4 separate regions of the Homo sapiens genome follow, and regions 2, 3 and 4 are each linked to region 1. A link is a contact called in ENCODE Hi-C or POLR2A ChIA-PET data. All regions are on one chromosome and are shown on one strand. Each heading gives the region's core, a stretch centred on a gene start or an enhancer-like site at or near the end of the contact. The rest is flanking DNA. Distances are from core to core; before and after follow the strand shown.

Evidence for each region. A loop is a pair of places that touch in the nucleus more often than their neighbours do. ChIA-PET counts read pairs that join two places held with the same protein, here RNA polymerase II (POLR2A). Pooled maps may share reads with other maps.
Region 2: a loop to region 1 is called in a map of HCT116, with 2.5 times the contacts of the local background. The contact joins the enhancer-like site here to the promoter of STPG2 in region 1. A Hi-C loop is called at or near these places in 2 of 168 maps with a recorded cell type or tissue (HCT116 and mammary epithelial cell) and 5 of 50 pooled maps.
Region 3: a pooled map shows a loop between it and region 1 (4-fold over the local background). The contact joins the enhancer-like site here to the promoter of STPG2 in region 1. A Hi-C loop is called at or near these places in 1 of 168 maps with a recorded cell type or tissue (MCF 10A) and 4 of 50 pooled maps. POLR2A ChIA-PET finds 5 or more read pairs at or near these places in 1 of 52 experiments (WTC11).
Region 4: a map of naive thymus-derived CD4-positive, alpha-beta T cell shows a loop between it and region 1 (3-fold over the local background). The contact joins the enhancer-like site here to the promoter of STPG2 in region 1. A Hi-C loop is called at or near these places in 1 of 168 maps with a recorded cell type or tissue (naive thymus-derived CD4-positive, alpha-beta T cell) and 4 of 50 pooled maps. POLR2A ChIA-PET finds 5 or more read pairs at or near these places in 1 of 52 experiments (MCF 10A).

The regions. Positions count from the first base shown.
Region 1 is chr4:98,142,195-98,144,894 of GRCh38, forward strand. STPG2 (sperm tail PG-rich repeat containing 2) reads right to left here and starts at 1,282. Exons shown (of 11, transcript NM_174952.3): 1 at 848-1,282. The coding sequence starts at 956. RefSeq lists an enhancer at 1,009-1,108.
Region 2 is chr4:98,746,481-98,749,180 of GRCh38, forward strand. No RefSeq gene overlaps it. Among named protein-coding and RNA genes, the nearest start is that of TSPAN5-DT, 89 kb to the left of the region's middle. RefSeq lists enhancers at 975-1,525, 1,526-2,076. Within about 2 kb of position 1,416, at least 4 of the 41 ENCODE cell types and tissues checked have a DNase peak (open chromatin) inside an H3K27ac peak, as active enhancers do; they include HCT116, where a contact is called at or near this core.
Region 3 is chr4:98,687,052-98,689,833 of GRCh38, forward strand. No RefSeq gene overlaps it. Among named protein-coding and RNA genes, the nearest start is that of TSPAN5-DT, 30 kb to the left of the region's middle. RefSeq lists a cis regulatory region at 1-221. Within about 2 kb of position 1,485, at least 5 of the 41 ENCODE cell types and tissues checked have a DNase peak (open chromatin) inside an H3K27ac peak, as active enhancers do.
Region 4 is chr4:98,704,820-98,707,618 of GRCh38, forward strand. No RefSeq gene overlaps it. Among named protein-coding and RNA genes, the nearest start is that of TSPAN5-DT, 47 kb to the left of the region's middle. Within about 2 kb of position 1,517, at least 2 of the 41 ENCODE cell types and tissues checked have a DNase peak (open chromatin) inside an H3K27ac peak, as active enhancers do.

The sequences.
Region 1 (2,700 bases), core at 32-2,531:
TCAAATTTGTACTCCACCCCAAGAAACCTAAACCTTCCCTTATCTGATCAGTTATGTAACAGAATAATGGATCCTGGCATTTGCTTGAAAATACATAGTGTAGGTATGGGGAAAATGTAGGTTAAGAAAAACTATCATTTGGACGGTATTAAGCTCCAGAAAATCACCAGAATAGAAAAAGTAGAAAGCAAAATTGATGTATTTATTTTTGACTAAGTCACTAACTGCAAACAAACGAGGAGAGCAAATATTATTTAAATTATCCATCCCCACTCCACTGGTCAAAAATATAATTTTTCTTTACAGAATGTGGAGAAAAGGGGCTCCCCTGAAGTGTGTTAAAAGAGATGAGGACGGTCAGAAAAATCTGTCTGAAAAAAAAACGGAACTATCTTTAAATAATACTGCAAAATAGAAATATAAGCTACATCTTAATAAATAAATGTCTCTGGTTAATGGGAGGAAAGATGTGAGGCAGGCAGGATTACAAAGCAACGAGACAGCGGGAGGTAAGGGCACAGGATTTGGAGACTCATATATTATGTCAACACAGCCAGGAAATCAAAATCCTAGACCTAAACTGCACAATCAAAAGTAGGATGTAGACAACTATTGCGGAATCAAAAGTCCTAGCCATATGCTCACCAGCCTTTTGAAATGGGACAAGTGATACTATCAGTCTCATCTGTAAAATAAAAGTATAGTGTTTTCCCTGCCTACTTCATGTTTTGTTATGTTTACAAAATGGTACTATTCCGCTCTATGTTTAACTCACAAGCACGCAGAAGCGGAGCAGGCTGAAGATAGGATGCCTGTCACAGGAGCTCTGCCTCTTCCTACATCTTACCTGTCGCCTGCTGCTTCAGGAAAGGTACCTGGTAGGATCCAGGACCCACATGGGCCTCAGTGCTGCCACCTTCAGCCAATTTGAGCAGGCGGGGAGCCCGATCATACATAGTGCTCGGGGTGGTGGGGGCGCTGGGGAAGGGCAGGTGCCGAAAACGATAAAAACAAGGTAGCTAGAAGTGTGGAGAAAAAGGAAGCCGACACCAGTCTGAGGAGGCCGGGAAAGAACTTCCGTAAACAGGGAAATTAGGGGTGGGGTTGTCTCCCCGCCCGCTCATTGATACCAGATTTCCTCAAATCGATTTCTAGCTCTGTGGTAAAGTAGAGGGGTGAGCGACTAGAGATTAGACGTCCCACACAATCATCAGTTTGCCAGGTGCACGCCACCAAAATTGGGTATTAGGGATTAGACGCTCGCCCCGGTGCTTCCGGCCCTGACTCCGCCCACTTCTCTCCGCCCGGAAGCCTGGGGAGGAGGCGGGCCCAGTCTCTGGGGAGGAGGCGGGCCCAGTCTCTAGGGAGCGAAGTGGAGGTGCCTTCCTGGGCCGAGCCCTCGGAGCATGCGCACCGAGCAGCCACCCTTTCCCGGCTCTTTTTACCCGGAACCCGGCGCGCCTTGAAGAAGGCAGGCCTAAACCTCGTAGCTCTTGGGGTCCCGGTAACTACTTAGGTCCCGAACTTTTTTAAGTATGCAGAAGAACCTTAGAAAACGCGTTAGGAAGGGTGAGGACTAACTTGACCTTGATCTGCTTCCCGACTCAACAGAACCTAGTAAAGAAAAATGCAGTAGCATGAAGCAGAGAGCTTGGGGTTCCGCAAGCTCTCCCCCGCTTCTACTGCAGCCCCACTCGTACTCACAGAGAAAAGGCACCTCTGATCTTAACCTGTAGATAGTCCAAACTGCTAAGACAAACCCAGGGCTCAGGGCAGTGACAAGAAATGGAGAACCCAGAAAAAAAAATAACAAATAAGATAAGGGTAAAAAAGAAAAAAAAAAAAAAAGAAATGAGGACACCAGGCAAGGAGGCGAAAAGCTCACCAACTGAAGCCGTGGAAGTGACTGAAAGCTGCCTCTTTTGTCGTATGCCAGGTAACCACAATACTGATTCATCAATATTTAAAAAGCAAAGCGAAGGCACTGAAAAAGCCCAGTCCACCCCACCAAACCAATGATTCTGAACCTTGGGCAAAAGAAACCTTGCTTGTCCTTGGGGCTTAAGGAATCTATGTCAGAATCCACCTCTGCATCTCGCAGGCTGTTTTTTCTAGCAAGAATTCTGTCCAGATTATAAATATCCTCAGAGGCTTAGACAAATCCTACCTTGATCATACCTCACCTCCAAATGGTCTACAGTACGTTAATTTGTTCCTACTACAAGTTTTTATAGTTTTCATACTCTGTAATACACGATTTGCCACTCAATCCTGTGCAACATTTACTGTGGCTTCATTGTGCCATATAGGTCGGAACCCTCTCCTTGCGAGGCTATATGCTTCTCAAGGATGTATCTGTAGTACCTTTTTTTCTGTTCAATAGCTAGCTAAATTATTTATGCACTTAAAAAACACGAATTGGCATATACTGTAGGTTCCATCCCTGCTAAGTTATGAGGATACAAAGGCATAAGAAAGTCCCTGCCCTCAGGTGTTCTCTCTCTAATGGGGAAAGAGACGTATAATCCAAAACGAGAGGTGGCAAAGATTTTTTTTAATGGTAGGAAAATGAATATTGCAATATTTTGGAAACATCTCACCAACTTCGATTCTCCCTGCATTCTGTCAGAAACCCTCATAATTCTCTCAATGTTGTTTTAACCTTATTTTCCAAGCTGCCACCTATACCCATTCAGAAGA
Region 2 (2,700 bases), core at 166-2,665, 600 kb after region 1:
CACTGTGCCTGGCTAATTTTTTTTTTTTTTTTTTTTTTGGTAGAGACAGGGTCTTGCTTTGTTACCTAGGCTGGTCTCCTGGGCTGAAATGATCCTCCTACCTCAGCCTCCCAAAGTGTTGGGATTATAGGCATGAGTCACCGTGCCCAGCCCAACTCTCAAATTATATCACACAGGCAGGAAGTGTCTGATAGCAGGTGGCATAGGCTCTGTGGGACTGTTTTCTTTTAAGAAACAATCTCTCATCATCAACATGCTTGAGGCCCCAGGAAAGGTCTTTAGTGCTTTAACTTGGGCACTCTGTGTTTGTCCAGCTGCACTGACATTTCATGGTGTGGGTGAGTCAGTGGGGAAGGGAAAGGCAGCAGCCATGAGAGGCAAGCCAAGGATATGGAACCTCTGGAAAGAACCAAAAAGATCAATGGGTGTCCTGCCTTTTCACCTCCCTATCCACTGGATTCACTTGATAGTAGTAGCAGCAAAAGAGCCATCCAGTCAGTAGGGACCTGCCTGGTCTGCAACGAAAGAAGGAGGCTTTCTGGGCCCTATTTCGTCAAGAGAAGGATTTAATATTTCACTTAGCCAGACCTCCATGTTCAACTGAAGGACAGACATCCCCGTGGATGTCTAAGCAGACATTTATCCTGGCAGCTGTGGGGCCAGATTCCTGGACTTTATGACTCAGGCTTTTTCAAAAGCAAAAAAACACTACAAGAGAAGGCCCTCATTATTTAAAAAGAATTAAGGATTCCCAGTTCAGGCAAGTCTTCCAGGGTCCTAAACTGGGGATCAGTCAGGTGAATTCAGCCAGTGATTGGTTTGGTTCACACAACGTTTTATTTTTTATTTTTAATTGGCAACCCCTGCACAAAGCAACAATACTGGAGGTAGGGTTTCAGGATTTAGACTGAGGCCCACAAGTGTTTTCTGAGCACTCTGGATGGGCAGGCTCTCTGATAGGCCGGTTCTCTGATAGGCCAGTCTTCCGGTCACTCACTCTAGTCCTGCCCAGTGACCTTGAAATAAATTGCAGCGCAAAATAGCAGAGTGCCCCACCTTCAGAGTGTTTGAGACTTTCCCCTCCTGAGTGGAAACACGGAGGCTCAGAGCAAGATTAGGAGAATCAGTCTTGGCAACAGATAAAGGGATCAATGGAAGAAGGAGCAGCTGAGGCCTGGGGAAATTTACATAAGCCTGCTAGAAGTAGGGGCTCAGAGCCTCAGAAGGGACAGTAAGAAACCAGACCAAAGGAAAACATCTGTAATGAGCTGTGAGGACCAGTGAGCTGCAGAGGTCAGAGCAGGCACCTCCCCACCTACAGAACAATCAAGCAGTTGCCAAAGCAAACCTTTCTGCAGTTGGGATTTATTTTATTGTCATTCTTCCCTTCCCATGGCTGCTGAGCCTTTGAAGTAATCCTCAGCGTGAAAAGATAGGAGGATGTGCACATAAGAGGCCCTTTGAAAAAGCCTTAGGGAAAGTAGCCAAGCTCCGGAGGGAGCAATTGTAAAGTGACTAGAACAAGGAAGTAGGGAAGGACTGTGGGGAGACCAGGCGGGTAGCTTAAAACCCTTGCCATAGCAAGCCTTTTTTAAGTGGCAAGCCAGAAGGCCCAGCCCAGTGGGCCTCAGCCAGCACTTGGGCTCATGGTCCTATTTCAGCATGAAATTCATTCCTGTGACTGCAAGGGAGCCGAACAGTACAACGATCTTAATGACTGTATTGCAAACCACAAAGGATCTATGTTCATGAATAAGCAATAATCAGCTGAAAACATATTATGTTTACCACAAAAAAAAAAGGCGGAAAGAGCACAAAATCTAGTGAGTAAAGTGTAGGCAGCAGATAGTAATGTGGTAGCCGATGTTCATCCCCTTGACCACTCTCATCAGGCCCAGAGACATGGTGCTTACATTTGCTCCAGTGGAGACTGGATAGAAAGAGTAGAGATGCAAAGAAAAAAACAACCTTAGCTTTTTAGGGAAAACACTAAGGGCTCTGGCATAAAACTGGAGAGATTACAGGGGGTATGTGAATATACAGAGCAGGTACCTCATCTGCTCTGCCATCATGACCAATAAAGAGCTTTGAGCCAGAGAGAGGGAAAAGAGTTTGCAGTCAAGGAAAATTATAAATTATAGCATGAAGTCCCTGTACTGTGCTTCTATACCCTGGAATACATCCTGGGGGAAGAGTGACCAGATGCCCCATGAAACATGAAGAGATCCAAGGCAGAGAGAACTCATGTCCTGTTCTTCATCTGGATATTTGATGTCTGTTTGGAGAAGGCCAACAGGAAAATGGTATGGAAGATCTAACCACCAGAGGGCCAATAGCTGACCCCATGTTCCTAGTGGCTTCCAAGTGCCCCAGAAGATTTTGCAGGTAACTGAGAGAGAAAGAGAGGAGCAGTGCTGCTCCAGGATTGCTTGGGTCAAAGTGAAGATCCAAGAAGTAGGAGACCTGGATTACGAGACTTGTGTCAGTGATGGGAGAAAGTTGCGGCTGCAGTCTTGGAGGCATCCTCAGCTCCGTGGTGCTAAGTGGGAGCAGAATGGACACTCATATGAAGATGGGCTCTCACCATCTGTAGGAGTAAGCACCATGGGCTGTGCGCACCAAGAACAAGGCTGGTCCAGGTGACGTGGGATGGGGTGGGGGCTGTGATAGGAGACCAGAGTGGACCCATTTTCCTCCTCT
Region 3 (2,782 bases), core at 235-2,734, 550 kb after region 1:
GGGATCAAGGCTGGCTCATGAGTTATCAGCTACTCCACGAAGCTGAGTCTCATAGATTAATGCAGAACTGGCAAGCTTAAAGTCCTGGGGAAAAGGCTGAAATGATACATGGGGATGGTTAAAAACAGTGGTAAACATTTGAAAATGAAGGTCTTAGGTATGGTATAGAGGGTAAAGCATCACAATTCCAAACAAAATTAAAGATATTGCACCTCTAATACATTACCAGAGGCTAGTAAATAAAGATTTAAAAAGAAGGAAAAAATATAACACCTAAGTATTCCTGATGTTTATTGAGGATGAAGAAAAAAATGAATAGAAAGAAAAGAAGGCAAAGACCAAAGAACCTTCCCTGGAAGAGCAGGGCTGTGCTTTGGCATCAGGAGCCAAACCCCACACCCACCTGTGCTAGCGGGCTCTACTACCTAGCTAGGAAGGACGGGGTGCTTGTGTGCTTGCTTCAACAGCTTCATTGAGCTGTTCACGTGCCTGAAGAGTCACCCATTTAAAGTATGCAATTTAGTGGTTTTTAGCATATTCCCAGATATGTACAATCATCACCACAATTTTAGAACGTTTCCTTCAGCTCAGAAAGCAACCTTGTACCCTTGAGCTCTGACTCTCATCCATTCTCCTGTTCATCGCCCAGCCCATGCAACCACTAATCTACTTTCTGTATCTATAGATTTTCCTATTCTGGACATTTTCTATAAATGAAAATGCGACTTTTGTGACTTATTGCACTTAGCATCGTGTTTTCAAGGTCCATCCATGCTGCAGTGTCTATCGGTACTTCATTTCTTTTTATAGCTGAATAATATTCTATTGTGTGGCTATGCCACATTTTGCTTATCCATTCAGCAGCTGAAGGACATTTGGGTTGTTTTCACTTTGGGACTATTGTGGATATTTTGAATAAACATTCATGTCGAGGTTTTTGTATAGACATATGTTTCCATTTCTCTTGTGTATGTACCTAACAGTGGAATTGTTGGGTCATGTGGCAACTCTCTGCCTGTTTGAGAAACTGCCAGGCTGTTTTCCAAAGTGCCTGCACCATTTTACATTCCAGCAGCAGCTCATAAGGTTTCTCTACAACCTCATCTATCATGTGTGCTCATCTTCTGGCTTTACATAGCTTCTTCTATGTGACAAGAGAAATGAGATAAAAATATAGGATTTGCTTTCTAGGCAAAAGAACCCACTGTTATTAATATCCTAAGAAATGCTTATTTTCTACTTTATAGTTCTAGTACAAATGTGAGCTGACTTTTTTTTCAGGATGTACTATAATAATTTGAGTGTTGAAGAGAAAATCCAATGCTGAATGTGAAATACGTAAAAAATATTTCCTGTGTTACCACTTAAGCAGTAAATAGCCCAAAGCCTCTCCCAATACCCCACCACCTCACCACTTTGAACTGGGCAATTCTTACTCATCTTTGAGTTCTCTGGATGCCTTCCCCAAGTCACTGGCTTGAGATAGGTCACCTTGGGGTGAAGCTCCCATGGCACCTCTACTTCCTCTGACAAAACGTGACTCAGAGTTTTGTTTTGTTATCATTATTCCATATCCGCCTTGTCCTCTAGTCTGTAAGGCACTGGGGCAGAGTGACCTTGGCTGTCTTTCCTACAGTATCTCCATCATCTAGCCATGTGTGTACTCCATAAGTATTTGCTGAATGAAGACGCAAAAAAGGTTTTCCACTAAGAAGTTTTCCTGCTTACTAAACTTTTCAGTGAATGTGTATAAATTAGGCTTCACTAAAGTGTTTGCTTTGTTTATGAAAAACCCAAGCTGCATCTTAGCTCTTTGGCACACTCCGAGAACAGGCTTATTTTACCAGCAAATTCCTCCCTGAGTCAGCTAATGCTAAGGTATGTTCAATACTTTTCTGAAAACGATCCTAATCTCCCCTAACAGAGGCCAGAGTGTAGCTGAAACAGCTCTTCTGACAGTTAGGAAGCTCTGATTCTGTCAGTCATTTTCTGTTCTTTATCATGTTTTTTTTCAAAGGAAAAAGCTGTTTTCCTGTGTGTGAGAACATTCTCTCTTATCTAATAATGCTCAATTGTCTTTCTGTTCCATTAGTGTGCAGGAAACCACCTGTCCAATTGAGATCAGAGCTGCAGATGTCAAAGTGTCTCATTTTATATAGATGTGCAGCTGTCAGATCAGAGATCAAAGGCTTCTCTTTAATGAAAACAAGTCATCTTTACCAACATGACTGTAGAATTTATACGAATACAGTTATCTGGATTGAATGATTGGCATTCATCTTTTTCAAGCTCCCATCATTTTAACAATGACTTGGCTCTCCCAACTTCCTCAAGTAAAGAACGAGGCAAACATCCTAACCTCTGCTCCCTCTCCTCTAATTCTGCTCCTATTTCTCTGGTCCCTGTACCAGAGGATTCATAATGGTCTCCCATGGGTCATGCTTGAGAGAGTTTTATTTGACCAAATGCATATAAAAAAAATTGTTGGGATTAAGGGCCAGTATTTTCAAATTGGAAGATTTCACATAAAAATCAGATCTCCAATTTTTCTTGAAAAATCAGGCAGTCCCAACACTGAGTTGTATTCTCAAAGACGAATATTGTAGTGTAGTCACTAAGGTGGTTTCCAATGATGCTTACCTCCTGGTTTGCATGCCTTTGTCAAATCTCCTCCCCTTGAGTGTGTGGTGAACTTGGCTCACTTCTAATTAACAGAATCCAGCAACAATGATAGGATGTCACTTCTGAGATTGGGTTACAAAAAGACTGCCTTCCATCTTTC
Region 4 (2,799 bases), core at 267-2,766, 560 kb after region 1:
TGTTGAGCCTGTGGGTGCACAGAAGTCAATAATTGAGGTTTGGGAACCTCCACCTAGATTTCAGAGGATGTATGGAAATGCCTGGATGTCCAGGCAGAAGTTTACCGCAGGGATGGGGCTCTCCTGGAGAACCTCTGCTAGGGCAGTGCAGAAGGGAAATGTGGGGTTGGAGCTCCCACACAGAGTCCCTGCAGGGGCACCACCTAGTGGAGCTGTGAGAAGAGGACCACCATCTTCCAGACCCCAGAATGGTAGATCCACCTACAGCTGCACCATGTCCCTGGGAAAGCTGCAGACACTCAATTCCAGCCCATGAAAGCAGCTTGGGTAGGGAGGCTGTACCCTGAAAACACAAGGATGGAGCTGCCCAAGACCATGGGAAACCACCTCTTGCATCAACATGACCTGGATGTAAGACCTGGAGTCAAAGGAGATCATTTTGGAGCTTTAAAATTTGATTGTCCTATTGAATTTTGGACTTGCATGGGCCCTGTAACCCCTTTGTTTTGGCCAATTTCTCCCATTTGGAACTGTTGTATTTACCCAATGTCTGTATCTCCATTGTATCTAGGAAATAACTACCTTACTTTCGATTTTACAGACTCATAGGCAGAAGAGACTTGCCTTGTCTCAGATAAGATGTTGGACTGTGGCCTTTTGAGTTAATGCTGAAATAAGTTAAGACTTTGGGGGACTATTGGGAGGCCATGATTGGTTTTGAAATGTAAGGACATGAGATTTGAGAGGGGTAAGGGGTGGAATGATATGTTTTGGCTGTGTGTCCCCACCCAAATCTCATCTTGAATTATACTCCCATAATTTCGATGTGTTGTGAGAGGGACCCAGTTGGAGATAATTTAATCATGGCAGAAGTTTCACCCACACTGTTCTTGTGGTAGTGAATAAGTCACATGAGAGCTGATGGCTTTATAAGGGGTTTCTGCTTTTGCGTCATCCTCATTCTGTCTTTGCCTGCTGCCCATCCATGTAAGATGTGACTTGCTCCTCCTTGCCTTCCACCATGATTGTGAGGCTTCTCCAGCCATGTGGAACTGTAAGTCCAATTAAACCTCTTTCTTTTGTAAATTGCCCAGTCTCAGGTATGTCTTTATCAGCAGTGTGAAAATGGACTAATACACCCATGATTCAATTACGTACCAGGTCCTTCTCATGACACCTGGGGATTATGGGAACTATAATTCAAGATGAGATTTGGGTGCGGACACAGCCAAACCATATCAGGAAGAAAGTTATCTAACTACTTAGTAGCCCTGTTGATCTCCTGCCTCCCAGTCTGGTGTCCTCTCATTTATACATACTGGCTCTTCTCAGAGTATCATTTATTGGCTAAGCATTATAATAATGTGATCTCCCAGCAGAGAATACCTTTCTAGGACATATCAAAAAGGTAAACTCTAGAGTTTACTTAAACTCATATCTTCTGTATCAGTCAGGGTGAAGATAAGGTTAAGATAGGCAGGAAGCCACTACTACTGTTTGAGGGGAAGGGGAGGAAGTGGTCATTGGAACTTGAAGAGCTGTGGTTGTACAAGATGCAGCGATCTTTGGTAGAGAAATGTTGCTGTGCATTTACTGCTAACAAGGAGGTATCTGGTCAAGTAAGTGTACCTTCTTCTGGTCTTCTGTTGCTGATGCCTCCCATTGGATGAACCCGACTGGAAGTCAGAGGGCAAGAAAACCTGTTGATGTAGTCCATAGGACCCCAGAACATTGAGTAGAAGGGAAAGGGTAGAGAATAGGTTTGAAGGTGGCCTTATACCAAACTTCATTTTAAAAGTGAAAGCACTCAGAACCTGTATTAGTCATAGTTCTCTAAAGAAATAGAGCCAATAGAATATAGATAGAGAGAGAGCGAGATAGATAAACAGATAGATAGACAGAGATATAGATATATCAGAAGGGATTTACTTCGGGAATTGGTTCACTTGATTATGGAGGCTGAGAAGTCCCACAATATCCTGTCTGCAAGCTGAAGAACAAGGGAAGATGGTAGCATGGCTCAGTCCAAATCCAAGGGCCTGAGGACCAGGGGAGCCAACGGTGTAACTCTCAGTCCTAAGCTGACAGCTTGAAAATTGGGGAGTATCTGGTGCAAGTCCTGGAGTCCAAAGGCCCGGGAGTTCTGATGTCCAAGGGCAGGAGAAGATGGGTGTCCCAGTTCCAGAAGAGAGAGTGAGCAAATTTGCCTTTCTTCTGCCTTTTTGTTCTGTCAGGCCCTCAGTCAACTGGATGGTATGGGCCTGCACTGGGTGAGGAGGGATCTTCCTAGTCCAGTTATTCAAATGCCAGTCTCTTCTGGAACACCCTCACAGACATATCTAGAAACAATGCTTCATCAGAAGTTATCTGCATGTCCCTGAATCCAGTCAAATTGACACCTGAAATTAACCATCCTAGACACAAAGAATTAAATGACTTGTTGCATGTCATTGATAGATATTAGATTCTCACTGTATTTATGACCTAATAATTGGGTTCTATCCACATAGTGATGAAGAATGAGAATACAAGTCTAAACTTGGAAAATCTGCCACAAACAGAACACCTAAAAAAAGTTTTGTTTTTGAAAGAGAGTGATATGCACATCTTCCACAGAATTAGCATTCATTAGGAGTTTTTGTGCTTTGAACTTTGCAAGTCTGATTCATCACATGTTACAAAGAAAATAATCTTAAGATCATGAGTTTTCTTCCTGCTTCTGCCCTAATGATTATCACAGTTTATGGGACATTTAGGAGAAGCTGAAGCAGAGTATTACATTGGAGATGTTTAGTTAAA